Linked DNA regions of Homo sapiens: regions 1 and 3 are each linked to region 2. Evidence: chromatin contacts called from ENCODE Hi-C or POLR2A ChIA-PET data. All regions are on one chromosome and are shown on one strand. The core of a region is the stretch at or near the end of the contact, and the rest is flanking DNA. Distances in the headings are between cores, read along the strand shown.

Region 1 (3,788 bases), core at 1,025-3,524, 2.9 Mb before region 2:
ATCGCTTGAACCCACAAGGCGAAGGTTGCAGTGAGCTGAGATTGCACCACTGCACTCCAGCCTGGGCAACAGAGTGAGGCTCTGTCTCAAAAAAAAAAGAAAAAATGTATTTCACTAACTACTATATGAAAAGCCCCAGAGAAAGAATACCAATACCCTTAGGAAAGAAGCAGTTTTAGTATTATTATTATTATTGGATGGAGTCTCGCTCTGTCACCAGGCTGGAATGCGATGGCGCTATCTTGGCTCACTGCAACCTCCGATGCCCTGGTTCAAGGGATTCTCCTGCCTCAGCCTACTGAAAGTAGCTGAGATTACAGGCACGCGCCACCACACCCAGCTAATTTTTGTATTTTTAGTAGAGACAAGGTTTCACTATGTTGGCCAGGATGGTCTCGATCTCCTGACCTTGTGATCCGCCTGCTTCGGCCTCCCCAAGTGCTGGGATTACAGGTGTGAGCCACCGCGCCCGGCCAAGATGCAGTTTTAATAAGGAGTTTGGCCATTTAGGCTTGTAACTGACTGGATTATTGCATATTCTTTAAAATTAATTTGTATTAGTCCCTTTTCTTCTATTTCCTTATCTCCAACTCTCGCATTAGTATGCACGCTTTATTCCTACTCAGGTTTTCCCCTATGAGCCCAGGAGTATTATTATTATTTTTTTGCAGGGATTAGGATCAGGTTTGTGAAGTGAATAGTGTCTTTCTAATCTGCAGAGGGAAGGCAGCATCCCCTGGCTTGCTGCTGCAGCCTCTCTTTAAATTAAACAGCAGGTTCACTCTTTCTGCGGCATTCCAGAAGGAACATCAGTAGGAACAGCTCCACAGATGCTGACGTCTTGTCTAAGGTTATCCCAAGAAGTCCTGTGGCATTTGCAATGTGCCTGTACATTTTTCCTTTTTTAAAAAACATATTCCTGCAGACTTTGTTGAAAGCAGAAACAAACACAAGCAAGCAAAGCCCTTTCTAGCACAGCATGTTAATCACACACTTTGCCATATTCTGTGAAACAGTAAGCAAATGATAACCTCCAACTGTTGCCCGGGCCCTGTAAAACAGAAGATCAAATTCTGTGTTCTGCCTTGGCAAGAAAAGAAACTGCAGCATTTTGTCTAGATTTTTACAAGTCCTGGGGTTCACATTACTGGCTGAAATTGTTCTTTCTCTACTTTACAGAAAAATGGAAAACACTAGTAAACTTAAAGATTTAAATATTATTTTAAAAGGAATATAATAAAAAATGGAAAACACTAGTATATTTAAAGATTTAAATAGTCTTTTAAAAGGAATATAATCAAAACTGTAGTTTAAAATACAATCTAGCTCCATAAGAGAGGCAATTGGCTGTGTGTTCCACTTGTAATGCAGAGGATTTGAAGCATCTATTTTTTCCCTTGTTTCTATGGATTTATGAATAAAGACTCTGACCCTTCTCAGGATCAGGAAAATTACGAAAAATTTAAAGCCTGGGTTTAAGGTCTGTAGAAGCTGCACAGGTACACTAATTTTAGTAAGACGGGCGCCAGGAAAAAGAACAAAATAGTAGGGGAGAAATATTCAGGCATCCTAAAAAATATTCAGTGGAAACGTAAAAACATTAAAGACTGATTAAACATCGCAGCATGACACAGATTTAGCAACTGAGCATAAATAATTTGACTCGGATACTGCTCCAAAATCCGAAGAGGACCAATTTCTTCCAGGAGGACAACTACCTCGTCCTCTGCAGACCCCTCTCCTCGGCAGCTGAAGGAGTGTGGCCAATCTGCCTCCACCTCCCCGCGGACCCCCTACTCTCAGGACCTCCTGCAGCACCCCAAACTGGAAGTGGCCGCTGCAGACCCAAGGACGAGGGGCACGCGGGAGCCGGCAGCCCTAGTGGAGCGGTTGGAGATGTTGAGGTGGGAGGGTCACCCAGGTGGGGTGAGGCTGGGGTAGGTAGCGGAGTGAACGGCTTCCGAAGCTCTGGGCCGCCCCCAGGTTGGACTAAGCAGGCGCTCTGTCTTCGCCCCCGCCCAGGGTGGGCGTCTCCTGAGGACTCCCCGCCACACCTGACCCGAGACCGCGCGCCCAGCCTAGAACGCTTCCCCGACCCAGCGTAGGGCCGCCGCGACTGGCGCGCAGGGGGCGGCGGGAGGCCTGGCGAACCCGGGGGCGGGACCAGGCGGGCAAGGCCCGGCTGCCGCAGCGCCGCTCTGCGCGAGGCGGCTCCGCCGCGGCGGAGGGATACGGCGCACCATATATATATCGCGGGGCGCAGACTCGCGCTCCGGCAGTGGTGCTGGGAGTGTCGTGGACGCCGTGCCGTTACTCGTAGTCAGGCGGCGGCGCAGGCGGCGGCGGCGGCATAGCGCACAGCGCGCCTTAGCAGCAGCAGCAGCAGCAGCGGCATCGGAGGTACCCCCGCCGTCGCAGCCCCCGCGCTGGTGCAGCCACCCTCGCTCCCTCTGCTCTTCCTCCCTTCGCTCGCACCATGGTAGGTCGGGAGTGGCAAATGCCGGCGTAGCAGCTGCCCGAGATTTCTTCCCAGATTTCTAGTTGTTTTGTTTGTTTTTTGTTTGTTTTTGGTTCTTGGAGGTTTTTCTTTTCTGAGTGTTACGCAGCAGCTGCGCTTAAAGGAGGTTGCATTTTGGATTTGCATCTCGGCGACCTCTGCCAGGGAGCTTCATTTATTGGTTCCCCTTGGAGCTGGACTTGGTCGTAGGCCGTCCACGGGCAGGGGCTCCGGCCGCAACTGCAGCGGGGGTTTCTGCATCCAATCCCCCTGCCCCCCGCCCAGCCCCGCACCCACTGCATCCACTAGCGCCGCACCCGGGCTGCCTGCAGCGCAGCGTTTCGGCCTGGGAGCCGGGCGGGGCCGGGCACTAGACCCCCCCCCCCGGCCCGCCCCTCCCCACCCCGCTTCTCCGCCGGCGCGAAGGTGGCAGGTCGGGCGGGCAGTGGAGAATGAATGGGCTGGAGCTGGCCGGTGGCGCACATTGTTCCGGCCGGGTGTTGAGGGGCGCAGTCAGCGCCCGCCACCTCCCCACTTTGGCCGGCCCTGCTGGGCGCCCTCCCTCGGTCGCTCTCCCCTCCTTCTTCCCGGGGGGCGCGGCGCGGGCGTGGGCTGGGAAGGAAGGAGCCGGGGAAGGGTGGGGTTGGGGGCAGGAAGGCGAGGGGTTGGGGGCGGAGAGGGCGGAAGCGGCGGCCGGGCCGCCCTGCGCCCGGGCGGGGCCCTGCGGTGTGGCCGTGGCTTGTTCCTGCCGCTTTCGCACCCTGCGGCCCCCCACCCAGTGCAGCAGTGCGGGCGGGCGTGAGCCTCGGTGCACCAGGAGGCACTTCCCGCGGGAGGCGCTGGGCTCGCGCTAATTGGGGCGGGGGGGGGGGGCGGCGGGGGAGGAGGGAACTGGCGCGCGGCTTGGTTTCCATTAGAGACGCAAAGTTTCTGCTCCGGGAGGAGGCGGCGGCGCCGCGGGCTCGTCGCCTGGGGGAGCAGAAGCGGGTGGGAGGTGCGGGTGGCCTTGGCCTCAGCCCTGGTGCGCGGGGGCCGGGGGTGGTGACCCTCCTGGCCGAGGAGGGGCGGCGTCCAGACGCCCGCTCGGGGGCCGCCTTCCCCCCCACGCCTGCCCCCGGGCACGCGCCCTGCCCGGTCCCTCGCCCCGCGCCACTTCCAGTCCGCAGAGAGATGCCCTCCACGTTTCTGCTTTCTCTGCAGCCTCTAGATTGCCAGATGCGACTGTGCGCCTCGCTGGGTGTGTTTTCCACAGCCCCTTCCTCCTCGGCGTGCAGGGCTGACATCACCGACT
Region 2 (4,278 bases), core at 901-3,400:
ATCCTAAAATCAGAGTCTGATAGAAAAACCTTGTTTAAATGCTGGTGTTGGGACACAAAACAATACAGTAGTCAGGTTTTGTGGGACAGAATATTGACCTATGAGTTTTACTGAATTCATGCAAGAATGAGCCATGCTAAAACTGGGTGAAAATGTAGTCATGAGCCTAAGAAAACTCCAAACGAAATATCACTCCGTTTTTATTAAGTTCAGGTTAGGAAAAAAAAAAAATCTTCATCAGTTACTTGAAGTAGCTGTCAGAATGAGACAGAGGCTCTCATTTTCGCTTTCAACTTTATTACACCAAAACCCTATGGATAGGGGTAGGTAGTGAATGGTGAAGAATGCAATCAATGAAAAGTAAGCAGCTCAGCAGTGTAGTAACAATGAGCTCTCTAAATGGGGTAATGGGGTGTAGAGGCCTACATCTTAGTTTTGGTCTAATCCATCGCCAGCTGTAGGATCCACAACAAGTCACTCGCCTCTCTGGGTCTGGTTTCCCGGCTCTAAAACAATATTCACACCTTTAGATCTCTAAAAGTTTTTCTGACTCCAAAATTCCATGACAAGTCTAATAACAGTTGCTATTAACAACGTATGATTCTTGCAAAGCAATTTCAAGTCTTTCTTCCACATTTCAGGAAGAAAGCAATTCATTTCAGCAATCTAAAGGAAACAGATGCTATTAGGGACAAAAGATTGTTAGTTGACCAGACCGGGCGCGGTGGCTCACGCCTGCAATCCCAGTAGTTCGGAAGGACGAGGCGGGCGGATCACCAGAGGTCAGGAGCTCGAGACCAGTCTGGCCAACATGGTGAAACCACGTCTCTATTAAAAATACAAAAACTAGCCGGGCGTGGCAGCGGGCGCCTGTAATCCCAGCTACTTGGGAGGCTGAGACAGGAGAATCGCTTGAACCTGAGAGGCGGAGGTTGCAGTGAGTCGAGATCGCACCACTGTTCTCCAGCCTGGGTGACAGAGCGAGACTCCGTCTCCCCCCCCCCAAAAAGGTTGTTAGTTGAAAAAGCTAAGTAATTCTGTAAAAATGTCTACTTTCTCATTACAGTAAGATGTTTTCGCAGAGTTAACAGTGCTCTGGTGTAGATAACCAAGACTGCTTCTGTAAATTAGGCCTACTCCAGAGTACTTATTATCTGTGCTGGTATGTGAAGACGTGCAATTGTAGTTCACAGGAGAAACAACACTCCTCAGAGTTTCTTGAAAAACGGTGAGAAAGTTCTCACCCTCGGGGTAAAGCTAGCAAACACTGTGCAAATAAGGTACTGAAATATGCACACTTTTTGCCATTCAAGTAGTCCAACAAGCACAGCCTCCTCTTCTTTATCAAACACTCGGTATTGTCTCCCTCCCAACCTGTCAAAGCTCAATTCCAGGTTTATCCCGCAATAGTAACTTACCCGGACAATCTAACTTCCCCTGGGAGTAGCAGTCCTCAGGCCTGCTCCCTTCCCAGACCCCGCCGGCCACTCTCACGCCCACCCCTGGCGGTCGCAACCCCGCACCCGGGTAAACACGCGCCCCCGTCTCGGGAGCGGTTTCTCAGCGTCCTGGGAGCGACGGGTCCCGCCCCTCGGCGCCCGGAGCCCAAAGCCGGCCGGGCTGCCGTCGCGACTCCCTCGGGCCGCTCTCCCCGCCCCGAGCGCCACACCTCGCGCCCCTGCCCCAGGGACGGCGGCGCGCTCCAGCCCGCCCCTCGGAGCGCACAGAGACCGGCCAGTCCGGCGCCGCCGCGCCTCAGCCCCAGACGGACGACTGGCCCCTCCCCGCCCGGCGCCCCAGCGCCTCCCGCGGCGGCTTGGCCCCAGCCCCGGCGCCCCCACGCCTAAGAACAGCCCCTTCCTCTCCCGGACGCCCCGCGCCACACCGGACACAGCCTCGGCTCCACAGCCTCAGAGACACCAAGGGACACTCACCCCGGAGGCTCCTCCCGCCGCTGCTGCTGCCGCTGGGACCGCTGCCGTCGCCTCCGCCGCCGCCGCCACCAGCACCGCCGTCCGCACCGGCGCCAGCACCCCCGGCCATCCTCCTCCCACCGCCGCCGCCGCCGCCCTCTCCTCTCCTGTCAGTGGCTCAGGCTCCGGGACTGCTCCAGGTTCCCCTCGCCGCCATTTTGACTCCTAGACGGAGCAGGAGGGGCTCGGTTCGGCGTGGCCCTGGGGCGCCTGCGCGGCGCTGCGGAGCCGGCCGGAGCCCCCGCCCTCCCCTGCCGTCGTCCCGCTCAGGGTCACGTGGCCCGACGTCGCCGCGCGAGTCGGGCCGCGTGGGGGGGCGGTGCGTTCGCTGGATCCATGGGAGCGGAGTGCGCGCGCATTATTTTTGCTCGTCGGCTGGGAGCCGGGCGTCGGGTCGCTGGGAGTTTGCCTCTTGTGGCAGCATCCTGCTTAGTCCAGCGAATTGTGACACATTATTAAATGTATCAGAATATAAGAACTGTGTCACTACTACGTCACCAGATGGCCATTTCCACGAATTCATGTTTCCGTTCGGCGGCCGGCGTCCCTCGGGTGGTCGCATGCAATGAGTGCATCTTTCTCGAGAACAACTCTTCCGCGGAAAGTCATTGCTGACAGTCCTGGCATTCCGGTGGCTGCTTCTTGGCAGTGAGCACTTGTCTATCGTAAGCACTTGTCTGCATGGTACTTTTACAGGCACCACCTTGCTACTTGTGTAGTAGGTTAAAAAATAATCTTTAAGACACTGAAAAGTTTTCCTTAACAAGATACCCCTGTAAACAAAGGACAAAATTGATGAAAACACACAGTCGCCACGTGGGAGAGCCAAGTCGCTCTTCCCTAGATGCCCCTTGTTTGGGGGTTTGCAATAATTTCAGCGATGCAATAACAAAAATACTGTATTTATGGGGCACTGTCGTTTTCCAGAGAGATCCATGGTTTCATTTGAACGCCAAAGCCACCCTTTGTGGTAGTCAGGATAGGTGTTTTTATTGCTGTTTTACAACCAAGGAGACAGGCTCAGAAATACTAACAAGTAGGCAAGCCAAGATCAGAACCCAGGCATTCTGAACCCAGTGAGGAGGCACCGTTACACCTCCTTTTCCTCTGATAGACATTAGCAACTCTGGGAATTTATTTGAAAGTATTGTATTTGCATTTTCAATCTCTACCCATTGTTTAACAAGTTTTGTGTCACACAGTTTTTTGTTGTTGTTGTTCTGAAACCACCTCTAAGCTTCAAAGGATAAGAGCAATTTGGAATTTTGTGATGTGTTTTTAACCATCTCTTGACCCTCCATTATTTTATGCTTTTCATATTCAGTTGGAGACAATATCATTGTTGTTTTCCTCTGGACTTCCTTCAGATTTGTATTTTCCTCACCCTCATTCTTCATCACCTTACTTCCTTGAAAAGGATAGCTCTTTCCAATTTGTATTACTTCATTTTCTTTACCCATCTCACCCTTTTCACCCTCTTACCCAATCCTTGAAGGTTTGGAGATTGTAGCAGAGATTGTAGCAGTCCCTTGCCTGAAATTCCCCTCTAGCTGGTAAGGGTCACTTCAGTTGAACATACAGCCTCAGGGCGATAGACAAGAAATGCATGGAAAAGTGAGAAAATATAAAAGAAATAGGTCCATCTAATTGGAGCCAATGATTACCTCTGAGTGTCCACCTCTTGTTCCACACTTTTATACTTCCCCAAAGGCGTAAGTGAACCTTATCTAAATTCAAGCCATTTACTGTTATTTTCCATCATTTTACCTTTGTCTTAATTTGCTAAATACAGTTAACACTTGAACAACACGGGTTTGAACTGTGCGGATCGATCAATGCAACCTGGTACATGGGATTCTAAACACCGTATTGAGAGGGCCGACTTTTCTTATACTCACATTCCACAGGACGGACAGGCAGACTTGAGTATGCTTGGATTGGGGTATATGTGGTGGGTCCTGGAACCAATCCCACGTATATAGTATATGGGGGATGACTGTATTGCATTAACTGAAAGAGCTATGATTAGCAAACTAAAAAGCGGTGTGTAAACACTGCTTCTTTATAATTTATGGAAATGTTAAATAAGATCAGTCCCCACTGTTTACACTTATTACTAACCTTTATTACTTGACTTTGCTTCTATTTCCTAGCCACAATTTAAAAAACAAAATTAAAATGGTATCAACAACAATAGAATTCTAAGTAATTTCAGGATAACACTTTTTCTAACAGCCTTTGATGTGGAAATCTAAAACTTTTTGAAAAGCCAAGTAAGGTCTGCTGGTTGCACCTTGTCCTTTTG
Region 3 (3,950 bases), core at 1,451-3,950, 2.2 Mb after region 2:
GATTTAGCAAAACACAGGCTTTGTACTCTTCCTTCTCAAGGATTACTCTTAATCTTTAATGGCAGCTGCATTCTCAACTTAATACAACGTTCAACAAATAAAAAAGACAACTGCTTCTGAGCCCAATATTATACATTAGGTAAGGAACACGATACTCCTCATTACTGTTCTGTCTCAGGATATAAGTTTGCAAATTCTTCTCCTGATCTCAGTCAACATAAAAGCAGAATTACAGTTTAGAGTGGGCAATGAGAAAGGTGGAATCAAAATAGACACAGGGAAGGCCATAAAGAGTTCGCAAGCATAAATGCCTGATAGCAAAAACGATCACAGAAGATTCCAAAACCACAATCCTGCACAAAGGCCATCTCAATCTTACACAAAAAATACTTCTGCAATGCCTGCCGAGCACCTGCCTGTCCAACCTGGGACTGGTGTCACCTTTGTTACTGATCCTTGTAGTCAAAAATAATTATCTCAAAACAATTATGTAACCCTCCTCATTTTTCCTTTAAAGACCTTTGTCTTCCTCTATCTCCCAGGATACACACAGTTAACTATCGCATGCATTTTCTCATTGCAGTGCTCTATTCCTGAATAAATGCCATTTTCTTTTAGAGAGCCTCTCTCTGTTCGTTATTTAAGTTGACAGCAACAAACAGTTTAGGTTTTTGGCAACAAATCACCAATATTTACTTAAAAACAAACAAAACACTTACAACACAGGTAGGAACAACAGGTTATTTTGGAAAGAGTTTAATATATTCTCTATTGTTAAGTGCACCAGATGCTGGACTTCTGAAACAACAATTATGCTTCTGCATAATAGCTTTTTCTACATATTTCTGTTCATGTTGCTTGTTCCTCTGATTTACCTGGAATCAATGAATCTGAAAAACAAAAAGATTCTTTAAGCACCTGGTAAATTTCAGGTCCCACATTAGAAAATGAGCAATCATCAATAATATTGATGGGGGTGAAAATATGACATTGAGACTTTCGGGTAATGTGCCGAGTTTACTTTCATAGTTTACTAGGCTCAGGTTTCATGCCGAAGGATTATTTGAAAGACTCACTCACTGACATGATTTTCTGATTTTAAATTCGAACACTCTCAAAGCATAAACAGATCACCTCCAGCAACATTGTAAAAAAATACTCAAAGTTTAAAAAAAAAAAAGTAACTTGTGGCAGTACTTAGTGTTCAACAGAAAACACTCCATCTGCTAAACAATATCTCGACTGCAAAGCTTCTCTTACTGTTGGCGGATAGATAATGACATAGCCCAGTCATTATCACCGTGGCAACAGTGACCAGAAACTATCAGAGGAAAATTGCACATGGAACAGCTGGCTCTCGAGCAGGCATGCCTCAGCTTCCTCTGGAGTATGCTTTTTCTGCAAGTCTGGTGTGCTCGAGGGTACCACCAACCCTGTGCGGCTCCAAGACTACAGATTATGTAGCAAGTCCACTGGTCCTGCTCTTCCGGATTTATTCTTCCCGCCAATAGGAGCACTTACCACGTTCCAAGCATCGTCCTAGGCACTGAGGATACAGCAGTGAATAAAACTGAGTGCTGGGTAGGAAGTCAATAACCAAGCTAGTAAATAACTGTATATTGTCAAGCACTGGTAAGTACAAGGGAGAGCAGAGCAAGCAATGGGCCTGATGAGGCTTGCTTTGTCTCCTCTGCACTCCCACACTGCTTTGTATCTGCTTCTCATTTCTCACGATGGGTCCAAGCTTTGGGCACCAGGTCTCCCTGGACATTCCGCGCTGGCACTGCGCCTAGCACCCAGCGGCTGCTCAGGAAACGTTTGTCGAACGAACGAATTCACTTCTTAGTTCCCCATTCAACAAACCTTTCCTGATCCTAGGCCCAACAGGTTAAAAGGCTGGAGGGCCAACGAGGCTGGAAACTCAGAGGCGGCCGGGGGCGGTGGCTCACGCCTGTAATCCCAGCACTTTAAGAGGCCGAGGCAGGAGGATCCCTTGAAGCCAGGAGTTCGAGACCAGCCTGGGCAAAAAAGTGAGACATCGACCCCCCGCCCCCGCCGCCAATTCCGTCTCTACAAAAAGGAAGAAAAAAAAAAAAAACCCAGAGGAAATCACACAGGCAAAAGCGCTTTACAAATTTTAAAAATGAAAACTGTTCTAGAGAAATAATCGCGCGCCGGAGGCGGAAGCCCCAGAGCCTCAGCTCCCACGTGGCGGCGGAGCCAGGGAAAGTCCAGGAGCCAAGGCTACGGCCCGAGCGCTGGAACCCCGGTCAGGCTCCGGCTCCCCGCCACGACGAACTGCATGCGGCCGCGGCGCTCCGGAGGCGCCCGGGGACGCTCACCTAAGCTGGGAGAGGCGGATACCCGCCCGGCCTAGCCCCGCTACCTCCCAAGAGACCAACACGACAAGCGCGCGCCCACCGCATTGCCATGGCAATTCAACCGCCGCTGACACCGGAACCGGAAACTTCATCAGGAGGTGACCCCTTCCCGGCGTTCCGCGGAACGGGCGAGTCCCGCGCCTCTCCCAGTTGTCTCGGCGTAGTCCAGCTGGCCTCATTGGCTCACAGGAGGAAAGTCGTCTTCCCTCTTGTTTTGCCTCTCGTTGCCCTGCAAGCGTGACCCTGATGGACATCCAGTCTCTCCAATTAACTAACAAAGCGGTTGCCGACGACCAATAGTAAGGCAGTAGGATGAGGCTCCGGCATAAGGCCCACCTCCTACCTGCCGGGCGGGACGAGCAACATGATTGGTGGAATCGAGTAATTACTGATCAGTATTGTCCAATCACGGAGGGCAGTTTAGAGCCGGCCCAATGAGGGCCTCCAGGGGGCGGGTCGGACTGCCGCGGGCCGGGGAGCGCTCTGGGTGGCCAGCTGTGGGCCCGGGCCGTCGTGGGCTCCGGCTTGCGTGCGGAGATGAGCGGGTCCCTCGGCCGAGCTGCGGCGGCTCTGCTCCGCTGGGGGCGCGGCGCGGGCGGCGGTGGCCTTTGGGGTCCGGGCGTGCGGGCGGCGGGCTCGGGCGCGGGCGGCGGCGGCTCGGCGGAGCAGTTGGACGCGCTGGTGAAGAAGGACAAGGTGGTGGTCTTCCTCAAGGGGACGCCGGAGCAGCCCCAGTGCGGCTTCAGCAACGCCGTGGTGCAGATCCTGCGGCTGCACGGCGTCCGCGATTACGCGGCCTACAACGTGCTGGACGACCCGGAGCTCCGACAAGGTCAGGCCAGTGTGCCGGGCAGGCGCCCTCCGCCCCGGGCCCAGGAGCATCGCTGCACGAGGCCGAGGGGTTCCGCCGCGCCGGGCTGGGGAGCGGGGCTCCATCCGCCGGGGTCTGTCTGAAGGTTCGAGCCGGGTTAGGGCGAGGAGTACTGCCCTGGAGTAGAGTCTGGGCTGAGGGTGTAGTTGATTTCACTGGGTCTTGAGGATCTGGGGCTCTGTACTGTTGCCAACTTGAGCAGTAGGTAAAGTCCTAAAGGTTCACTTATCCTCACTTCGAGCTAATATAGGCGTTTCGGGGCGATTTGTCAATGACTGACTCGGAGGAGGGTGGCCCGCTGCCTGACTGCTCTGCACGGTTAGGAAACTCATAGTAAGGACCCACTGTGAGATAGGTACTTTCGCGGACACTTTGGGGAGGTTGGAAGCCATTGGCCTACTCGTGGGTAAGGTCTAGGGCTGTCGATGGTGGGGAGAGGGCTGAGGTTGCCCTTGAGGCTAGTGAGGTCGGAGGCTGATCTCGCTTGGCTCACGGCTCAGGGTGTCAAGCATCATCCTCTGTGGTTGCTACAAGCAAAGGGTTGGGACAGCTGTCGGCTGACCTTAGTCGGGATCTATGTTGTCGGGGAAGAGTCATGACATTTGGCTTTAGATACTCAAGCACAGGGCTGAATTTATGTGGGCCAGGGCTTGGAGAGGTTTGTGGGGAAAAGAAGCAGCCCTGGCTCCTGGGCCCTG

Evidence for each region. Hi-C counts contacts between places; a loop is a spot of excess contacts on that map. ChIA-PET counts read pairs that join two places held with the same protein, here RNA polymerase II (POLR2A). Pooled maps may share reads with other maps.
Region 1: a pooled map shows a loop between it and region 2 (15-fold over the local background). The contact joins the promoter of CALM1 here to the promoter of BTBD7 in region 2. A Hi-C loop is called at or near these places in 2 of 37 single-sample maps with no recorded cell type and 9 of 50 pooled maps. POLR2A ChIA-PET finds 5 or more read pairs at or near these places in 1 of 52 experiments (activated CD4-positive, alpha-beta T cell).
Region 3: a loop to region 2 is called in a map of gastrocnemius medialis, with 6 times the contacts of the local background. The contact joins the promoter of SNHG10 here to the promoter of BTBD7 in region 2. A Hi-C loop is called at or near these places in 3 of 168 maps with a recorded cell type or tissue (CD8-positive, alpha-beta T cell, gastrocnemius medialis and naive thymus-derived CD4-positive, alpha-beta T cell) and 14 of 50 pooled maps.

What each region holds. Positions count from the first base shown.
Region 1 is chr14:90,394,755-90,398,542 of GRCh38, forward strand. CALM1 (calmodulin 1) reads left to right here and starts at 2,275. Exons shown (of 6, transcript NM_006888.6): 1 at 2,275-2,479. The coding sequence starts at 2,477. RefSeq lists silencers at 1,967-2,386, 2,667-2,826, 2,837-3,386, 3,467-3,536, 3,577-3,646 and enhancers at 2,071-2,365, 2,487-2,536, 3,707-3,788.
Region 2 is chr14:93,330,886-93,335,163 of GRCh38, forward strand. BTBD7 (BTB domain containing 7) reads right to left here and starts at 2,151. Exons shown (of 11, transcript NM_001002860.4): 1 at 1,935-2,151. It also overlaps a transcript of UNC79 not described here.
Region 3 is chr14:95,532,172-95,536,121 of GRCh38, forward strand. SNHG10 (small nucleolar RNA host gene 10) reads right to left here and starts at 2,701. Exons shown (of 1, transcript NR_003138.3): 1 at 741-2,701. GLRX5 (glutaredoxin 5) reads left to right here and starts at 2,879. Exons shown (of 2, transcript NM_016417.3): 1 at 2,879-3,213. The coding sequence starts at 2,919. It also overlaps SCARNA13. RefSeq lists enhancers at 1,309-2,098, 2,099-2,888, 2,152-2,611 and silencers at 2,752-3,041, 3,252-3,311.